2 separate regions of the Homo sapiens genome follow, and region 1 is linked to region 2. Evidence: read pairs that join two places in POLR2A ChIA-PET (ENCODE). Cell type or tissue: Caco-2. All regions are shown on one strand. Links, peaks and the distances in the headings refer to the core of each region. The heading gives the core; the rest is flanking DNA. Region 1 has its middle 12 kb from the start of ZC3HAV1. Region 2 has its middle 36 kb from the start of KLRG2.

The links. Peaks named below come from ENCODE experiments on the same cell type or tissue, not always from the same donor. Only the 100,000 strongest peaks of a DNase experiment are listed, where the experiment ranks them.
Region 1: POLR2A ChIA-PET joins it to region 2 with 9 read pairs; 2 of 35 experiments call an interaction of 5 or more read pairs at or near these places.

Annotation. Positions count from the first base shown.
Region 1 is chr7:139,119,096-139,123,487 of GRCh38, reverse strand. No RefSeq gene overlaps it. Among named protein-coding and RNA genes, the nearest start is that of ZC3HAV1, 12 kb to the right of the region's middle. In Caco-2, for the core only: no CTCF peak of the experiment used is centred there; no DNase peak of the experiment used is centred there.
Region 2 is chr7:139,445,287-139,449,678 of GRCh38, reverse strand. It overlaps a transcript of KLRG2 not described here and the pseudogene RNU6-911P. Among named protein-coding and RNA genes, the nearest start is that of KLRG2, 36 kb to the left of the region's middle. In Caco-2, for the core only: no CTCF peak of the experiment used is centred there; a DNase peak (open chromatin) is centred at 2,331.

The sequences.
Region 1 (4,392 bases), core at 226-4,225, 330 kb after region 2:
AACAACCCTGCTGAATTTCCTAAATCAATTGAAATGACCACTGACTTCCAACAGTTAGGTATAGCTTTAAATCTCTAAATCCTGGTAGAGGCTGTTTGAACTGTAGCTGTAGTTATGAAGGGCAGAATATGACACTGAGTGTACTTGAGAAGAAGTTATTATTCCGAACTACGGCTCTAATGGTATTATGAAACATATAACATAGGCACACAAAACCTGGTTGCATAGGTAACAGGCAAAGTTGGAACTTGCAATTTCATTGCAGCTGCAATGGAGCAGTGGATTCTGAGGGACTGTAAAACATAATCCAGGTTTTGATGATTGTATGACAATAAAAATTTATTAAAAAGCATTGAATTGGCCAGGCGCAGTGGCTCATGCCTGTAATCCCAGCACTTTTGGAGGCCGAGGTGGGTGGATCACAAGGTCAGGAGTTCAAGACCAGCCTGACCCACATAGTGAAACCCCGTCTCTACTAAAAATACAAAAATTAGCCTGGTATGATGGTGTGCACCTGTAATCCCAGCTACTCAGGAGGCTGAGGCAGGAAAATCACTTGAACCTGGGAGGTGGAGGTTGCAGTGAGCTGAGATCATGCCACTGCACTCCAGCCTGGGCAACAGAGTGAGACTCTGTCTCAAAAAAAAAAAAAAAAAAAGCATTGAATTATACACTTTGAATAGGTGAATTGTATAGTACTGTAAACAAAAAATAAAATTCTAAGCCCCCACCCCACCCCGACAAGCATCTGAATGGATGCCTCCTCTCAACCAAGGGCATTCCAAAGTTAATCTGAAAAACTAGTTCAGGCCATGATGGGACGGGGGAGCTGGACATTCCTCATTATATCCTCCTTGCTTTTGGAATTACGGATAGAATAGACTCTTTAAATCTGATAAGAAACATTTATTATCTATTCTCTCGGAAGCCTGCTACCTGGAGGTTTCATGTGCATGATAAAACCTCAGTCTCTACAACCCGTTATTGTAAACCAGACATTCCTTTCTATTGATAATAACTCTTTGAACCAGCTGCCAATCAGAAAATCTTTGAATTTGCCTATGTCTTGGAAGCCCCTATTTATAATTGTCCCGCCTTTCCAGACCCAACCGATGTATAGTTTACCTGTATTGATTGATACCTTATGTCTCCCTAAAATATATAAAACCAAGCTGTAGCCTGACCACCTTGGGCTCATGTTCTCAGGATCTCCCAAGGGCTGTGTTACAGGCCATTGGTCACTCATATATGGCTCAGAATAAATCTCTTCAATTATTTTACAGAGTTTGACTCTTTTTGTTAACAGTAAGTAAATTGTGTCTTGCTAAATCTGGTTTTGTTTGTTTGTTTATTTTAAAGATAATCCAGCCCAGAGCTTAGAGTGCTGCTCTGGAGTCTATGTTTCTCCAATTCAGCCTTGATACACAGTGATGCTGACCCTAGGTCCTTAGAAATCACTGTAGAAATCATGTCTCTGTCATTGACCGGGGCCATGAGTTGCTGAAGGTATGCCAAGGCACTAAGTTTTGGCATTTCCTGCTAGGGTTGATTTTCCTTAAGGAAAAAAAATCTCATGAAAAGAAGAATCCTCCACTCTCTGCTACAGAGCCACAGTAAATCTATTCATTGGCTCTGTTTGAGGGCTATCAGTTTTTTCTTTTTTTGTTTGCTAGGTTTACAAATATTCTGCCTTGCCAAAAAAACAAAAGAATGTTTTGTTTTTTCTTAATAGAGATTGTTCCTTCTGAAAAAAGAGAAGGCTTTAAAAACCATATTTTGGCTGGGTACAGTGGCTTACACCTATAATCCCAGCACTTCAAGAGGCCAGAGGTGGGAAGATTGCTTGAGCTTAGGAGTTCAAGAACCAGCCTGGGCAACATAGTGAGACCCCAGCTCTATGAAAAATAAAAAATTAGCTTGGTGCGGTGGTGTGCACCTATAGTCCTAGCTACTCTGGAGGCTGAGGTGGGAGAATCCCTGAGCCCTGTTCAAGGCAGTAGAGAACTATAATCACACCACTACACTCCAGCCTGGATGACAGAGCAAGCCCCTGTCTCAAAAATAAAGCCCAAATTTTTTTTTGCTCCCTCTTAGTGAACTATATGAAATCATGGGGAAAGGATTACTGATGGCTTGTTCCAAGCAAGAACAAGAATGACTCCTGGACCAAGCATTTGAAAATATACTCCTTAAAGAAATACATTTTTTTCAAGCCAGGTGAGGTGGCATGCACTTGTAGTCCCAGCTATGCAGGAAGCTGAGGCAGGAGCATCCCTTGAGCCCCGGAGTTCGAGGCTATAGTACACTATAATCATGCCTGTGAACAATGACTGCACTCCAGTCTGGGCAACATAGTGAGATCCCCTCTCTAAAAAAAAGAAAAAAGAAAAAAAGACATTTTTTTTTTTGAGACGGAGTCTCACTCTGTCACCCAGGCTGGAGTGCAGTGGCGCAATCTTGGCTCACTGCAACCTCCGCCTCCTGAGTTCATGCCATTCTCCTGCCTCAGCCTCCTAAGTAGCTGGGATTACAGGTGCCCGCCACCATGCTCAGCTAATTTTTGTATTTTCAGTAGAGACAGGGTTTCACCATGTTAGTCAGGCTGGTCTCAAACCCCCTACCTAGTGATCTACCCGCCTTGGCCTCCCAAAGTGCTGAGATTACAGGTGTGAGCCACCGCGCCTGGCCGAAAAAAAGACATTTTTTCAATCATTTTAAAATAGCATTTTCTCTTATTACAAAAGTACTTCATATTCACTGTGGAAATTTGGGAAGGTACTGAGAAGTAAAATCAAGAAAATGTAAATCATCTATAAAATTTATACCCAAGAAACAACACTTATTAACATTTTGGTGCTTTTTAAAAAACGATTTAATAAGTACTAAGGGATAACCATGTTGTGGCTCAACTATGAGTACGTTGGCAGACCGAGACAGCTACAGGTGATAATTGTTGAAGCTATATGATGAGTACATGGGCATTTATTGTACTATTCTATTTTTGTGTAGAAATTTTCTGTAATCTAAAATTAAAAAGAAATTTGAGAACTCCCAAATTCTTCTTTATGGCCGAAGTTTAACTGAAATGAGTTAAAGATATGGGAGTCAATATTTATTTCAATATAAAAGGTAAATTACCTTTTTTTCTTTTTCTTTTTTTTTTTTTTTTTTTTTTTTTTTTGAGACAGGGTCTTGCTCTGTCACCCAGGCTAGAGTGCAATAGTGCAACCATGGCTCACTGTAGCCTCAACCTCCTGGGCTCAATTGATCCTCCCACCTCAGCCTCCCTAGTAGATAGAACCACAGGCATGTGCCAGCATGCCTGGCTAATTTTTTAATTTTTTTTGTAGAGATGAGGTTTCCCTATGTTGCCTAGACTGGGCTCAATCTCCTGGCCCAAACAATCCTCCTGCCTCAGCCTCTCAGAGTGCTGGGATTACAGGCCTGAGCCACTATGTCCTTCCTGGTAACTTATCTTCATAGCAGTTAAAACGAAGTAGCTTTGTTGGGCTGGGCACAGTGGCTCACGCCTGCAATCCCAGCACTTGGGACACTGAGGTGGGCAGATCACTTAAGGCCAGGAGTTCGAGACCAGCCTGGCCAACATGGTGAAACCCCATCTCTACTAAAAATACAAAAATTAGCTGGGCGTGGTGATGTGTGCTTGTAATCGCAGCTACTCAGGAGGCTGAGGCAGGAGAATCACTTGAGCCCGGGAGGTAGAGGTTGCAGTGAGCTGAGATTGCACCACTGTGCTCCAGTCTGGGTGACAGAGACCCCATCTCAAAAACAAACAAAAACAAAAAAAACTAAGTGGCTTTGTGTGAGAATGCTATAAAAATAATTTTCAGCTTGTAATTGCTAGTGTAACCGTTTATTTGGCAGAAAGATAATTGAGAAATCAGAAAGCAATATAAACATAAAAGGATGCTAATGGGAAAATATCAGGTGTTCCAATGCAGGGAGCCCTGTAAGGAGGGCCCCTCTATGTCAGCTAGCTGCTGAGGTGCCAGACCCTGTTGTGTTACATGGTTCACTTCCTCCTCTAGTGCTGAAGGCAGCTGCTAGCAAGAACTGAAGGTGACATAGGGTTGTATGCCTTGGAGTCAGCAAGACCCAGATTTGAATCCTGCCTCTGCTGCTTCCGATGTGTGCTAACCTGAGTTTCAGTGTTCTCCTCTGTAAGTCGAGGTAATTAAACTTACCTCACTGATTTTCTTAAGACTCACCAGATACATAAGCATGAAGCAGTATAATGTAAGCAATCAACATTCTTATCTCTTTCAGTTCCTGCTGAGTGGCTTCGCTGGGTGGTTCTGGCGCAGAGTCTCGGTGAGGTCACAGTTAATTGGGGCTGCAGTCATGTGATGCCTTGAGTGGGGCTGAAAGCTC
Region 2 (4,392 bases), core at 297-4,296:
GGAAGAAAATATTTTTGTACAGGTGTATAATATTTGTGTTTTAAGCTAAGTGTTATTACAAAAAAGTCAAAAAGTTAAAAAATTTATGAAGTTACAGTAAGCTAAGATTTATTATTGAAAGAAAATGCCTTTTCATAAATTAGTGTAGCCCAAGTGTGCAGTGTTTATAAAGTCTCCAATAGTGTAATGTCCTAAACCTTCACAGTCACTCCCCACTCACCCAGAACAACTTCCAGTCCTATAAGTGCCCCATACAAGAGTACCATTTTTAATTTTTTGAAGCGGAGCCTCACTCTGTCACCCAGGCTGGAGTGCAGTGGCACAATCTCTGCTCACTGCAACCTCCACCTCCCAGGTTCCAGTGATTCGCCTGCCTCAGCCTCCGAGTAGCTGGGATTATAGGTGCCCGCCACCATGCTGGGCTAATTTTTGTATTTTTAGTAGAGACAGGGTTTCACCATGTTGGCCAGGCTGGTCTTGAACTCCTGATCTTAGGTGATCCACCCACCTCTGCCTCCCAAGGTGCTGGGATTACAGGCGTGAGCCACCACGCCCAACAATTTTTTTTTTTTTGAGACGGAGTGTCCCTCTGTCACCCAGGCTGGAATGCAGTGGTGCGATCTCGGCTCACTGCAACCTCCACCTCCCAGGTTCAAGCAATTCTCTGCCTCAGCCCCCCGAGTAGCTGGGATTACAGGTGCTCGCCACCACACCTGGATAATTTTTGTATTTTTAGTAGAGACGGGGTTTCATCATCTTGACCAGGCTGGTCTTGAACTCCTGACCTCATGATCCACCCGCCTCAGCCTCCCAAAGCGCTGGTATTACAGGTATGAGCCACTGTGCCTGTCCAATTTTTTTAAATTTAATTTTTAAACAGCAGCCATGCTAATCTCTGTATTGTTCCAATTTTAGTATATGTGCTGCTGAAGCAAGCACTATTTATCTTTTAAAAAACTTTATTTTATTTATTATTATTATTTTTTAAGAAGGAGTCTTGCTCTGTCACCCAGGCTGGAGTGCAGTGGCGCAATCTTGGCTCACTGCAACCTCCGCCTTCCAGGTTCAAGCAATCCTCCTGCCTCAGCCTCGAGTAGCTGGGATTACAGGCGTGAGCCACTGCGCCCAGCCTATTTATCTTTTACACCATATTTTTACTGTACTTTTTCTATGTTAGATACACAAATACTTACCATTGTGTTACAGTTGCCAACAGTATTCAGTGCAGTATATTGGAGTCAAAATTAAAATATAGAGACAAATCTCTAAATTTATCATGTTATTTGGGATACCAGAATTGCAGCTTCAGGCATACAAACAGACTGACTGGTCTTCAATATGTCCAAAGAACAAAGAGGAGGTTTTATAAAAAGGAGAAATGTTGGCCAGGTGTGGTGGCTCACACCTGTAATCACAGGACTTTAGGAGGCAGAGGTAGGAGGATCGCTTGAGCCCAGGAGTTTGAGACCAGCCTGGACAACATGGTGAGACCCCATCTCTACAAAAAAATAAAAAATAAGCTGGGCGTGGTGGCCCCCAGCCTGTAGTCCCAGCTGCTTGGGAGGCTGAAGATGGAGGATCCTTTGAGCCTAGGAGGTTGAGGCTGCAGTGAGCCATGATTGTACGCCTGCACTCCAGCCTGAGTGACAGAGCCAGACCTGTCTGTCTGACAAGAAAAGAAAGGAGAAATGTTATGCATTGTTTTTCCACGAAGTCCATTAGCACTCGTAGAGTGTTGGGGAGCTGGCACACTCTGATTGGTAAGTGGCTTCAGTAGGTAAAACTAGATTTAGAGCTGCAGCAGGTTGTTTCAGAAGCCATTAGATAAAACTGGTTTCAGGTGGCAGCAGGCAGCTTCGGCAGCCAGGCTTGCAGAGAATTACATTCTTGGAGCTGTGTTATGTGCCCTAAGTGCTTTTTCCCCCTAGCTTCTCAACTGTTTTAACTGGGTGTGACAAGAATGGCCCAATTCAAAAGGCTGGGTGCGGTGGCTCACACCTGTAGTCCCAGCACTTTGGGAGGCCGAGGTGGGCAGATCACTTGAGGTCAGGAGTTCAAGACCAGCCTGGCCAACATGGTGAAACCCCCGGTCTCTACTAAAAATACAAAAATTAGCAGTGTGTGGTGGTGGGCGCCTGTAATCCCAGCTACTTGGGAGGCTGAGGCACGAGAATGGCTGAAACCCAGGTGGTGAAAGCTGCAGTGAGCTGAGATCGTACCACTGCAATCCAGCCTGGGTGACAGAGCGAGACTCTGTCTCAAAAAAAAAAAAAAAAGAATGACCCAAGTCATATGATCAACTTGCACAAGTAACATGCTGTACAGGTTTGTGGCTTAGGAGTAATAGGCCATACCATATGGCCCAGGTCGGTAGGAGGCTCTAACCTATAGGTTCGTGTAATTAAATGATGTTTGCACAATGATAAAATCGCCTAACAACAAATTTCTCAGACATTTCCCTGTTGTTAAGCGACACATGACTATTTAAAATGTATTTGATCTGAAACTATCTCTTTCAAATGCTATTTTATTGGGTTTTAACGTTATGCTGACTTCATTAAAAGAATAAGGACTTTCTGTCATCTAAGCTCTGGAGTAAACACCACTGATGTGTTTGGCAGGGAAGGCAAGGAAGTCTCAGAGTCTAGCAGGTCCTGTCAAAAGAGCTGAGGACCAACCCGAAGAGGCTGTCACTGACCAAAGACAGTTTTCTTTTTAAATTAATTAATTTTTGCTTTAAAAAATCCTTTTTTCCTAGGATTACTGTGATTAAATTAAGGATCTTCAAATGAGATGAGCCTGGGTTACCCAGGTGTACCCAAGGTAATCACAAGTGTCCTTATAAGAGGGAGGCAGGCAGGTCAGGGGTGAAGGAGGAGGAGGTTGGATGTCAGAAGCCGATGTCGGAGGAGGAGGTTGGGTGTCAGAAGCCGATGGTCGGAGGAGGCGGGAGGACTCAAAGATGCTACATTCTGGCTTTGAAGGAGGAGGGGACCAGGAGCTATGGACTGCAGGAAGATTCCAGAAGCTGAAAAAGAGGCTGGGCGCGGTGGCTCACGCCTGTAATCCCAGCATTTTGGGAGGCCGAGGAGGGCGGATCACTTGAGGTCAGGAATTCGAGACCAGCCTGGCTGACGTGGCAAAACTCCGTAATACAAAAAATTAGCTGGGGATGGTGGCAGTCACCTGTAATCCCTGCTACTCAGGAGGCTGAGGCACGAGAATCACTTGATTCTCTACCCAGGAGGTAGAAGTTGGAGTGAGCCGAGACTGAGCTACTGCACTCCAGCCTGGGCGACAGAGGGAGACTCTCTCTTAAAAAAAAAAAAAAAAAAAAAAAAACCCTGGAAAATGCAAAGAATGGATTCTCCCCTCAAGCCTCCAAGGGGGAATGTGGCTCTGCTGGCACCCTGATTTTGGCTCAGTGAGACTGCAGACTTCTGGCCTCCCCAGTGGAAAGGTACAAATTTTGCATTGTTTTGAGCCTCTAAGTTTGTAGCAACACTATCAACTGTATCACAACTTTAAAAATATTTTAGACTGGCCATGGTGGCTCACGCCTGTAATCCCAGCACTGGGAGGCCGAGGCGGGCGGATCACCTGAGGTCAGGAGTTTAAGATCAGCCTGGCTAACAGCCTGGCTAACATGGAAACCTCGTTTCTACTAAAAATACAAAACATTAGCCGGGTGTGGTGGTGTGTGCCTGCAATCCCAGCTACTCGGGAGGCTGAGGCAGGAGAATTGCTTGAACCCAGGAGGCGGAGGCTGCAGTGAGCCGAGATTGTGCCATTGCACTGCAGTTTGGGCAATAAGAGTGAAACTCCGTCTCAAAAAAATAAAAAATAAAACTTAAAGAGCAAAACTCCGTCATATATATATACACACATATATATATACATATATATATATACATACACATATATATAATTTAGGAAGGACTCTATAGGCCTTGCCAGATTACCAAAGGGGTCTGTGAAACCAAAAGTGGTTAAGAACCCTCGATCCATCTGCCCCCTGTGATTTCACCCTGTCTCACAGCATTAAATACCATCAATAAGCCGATGATTCCAGAACGTCAGATCTGGTCCCCTGCCACCTGTCAGGCCTCATGTCCCTTCTTCCCTGGACTCACTCCCCTCTAGCTGTTTCTCAAGCCCACCTGTCACTTCTCCTTCCCTCTTCATCTCCTTCCATGGCTGAAATCACCTGCTTTGAAATCATCTGTGTGCTTGATTATGCGTAAGCTCCGCGAGGACAGGATTTGTCTATGCATGAATACACCCTTGGTGCTTAGAATGATGCCAGCCCAGCCTCACGCCTGTAATCCCAGCACTTTGAGAGGTTGAGGCAGGCAGATCACCTGAGGTCAGGGGTTCGAGACCAGCCTGGCC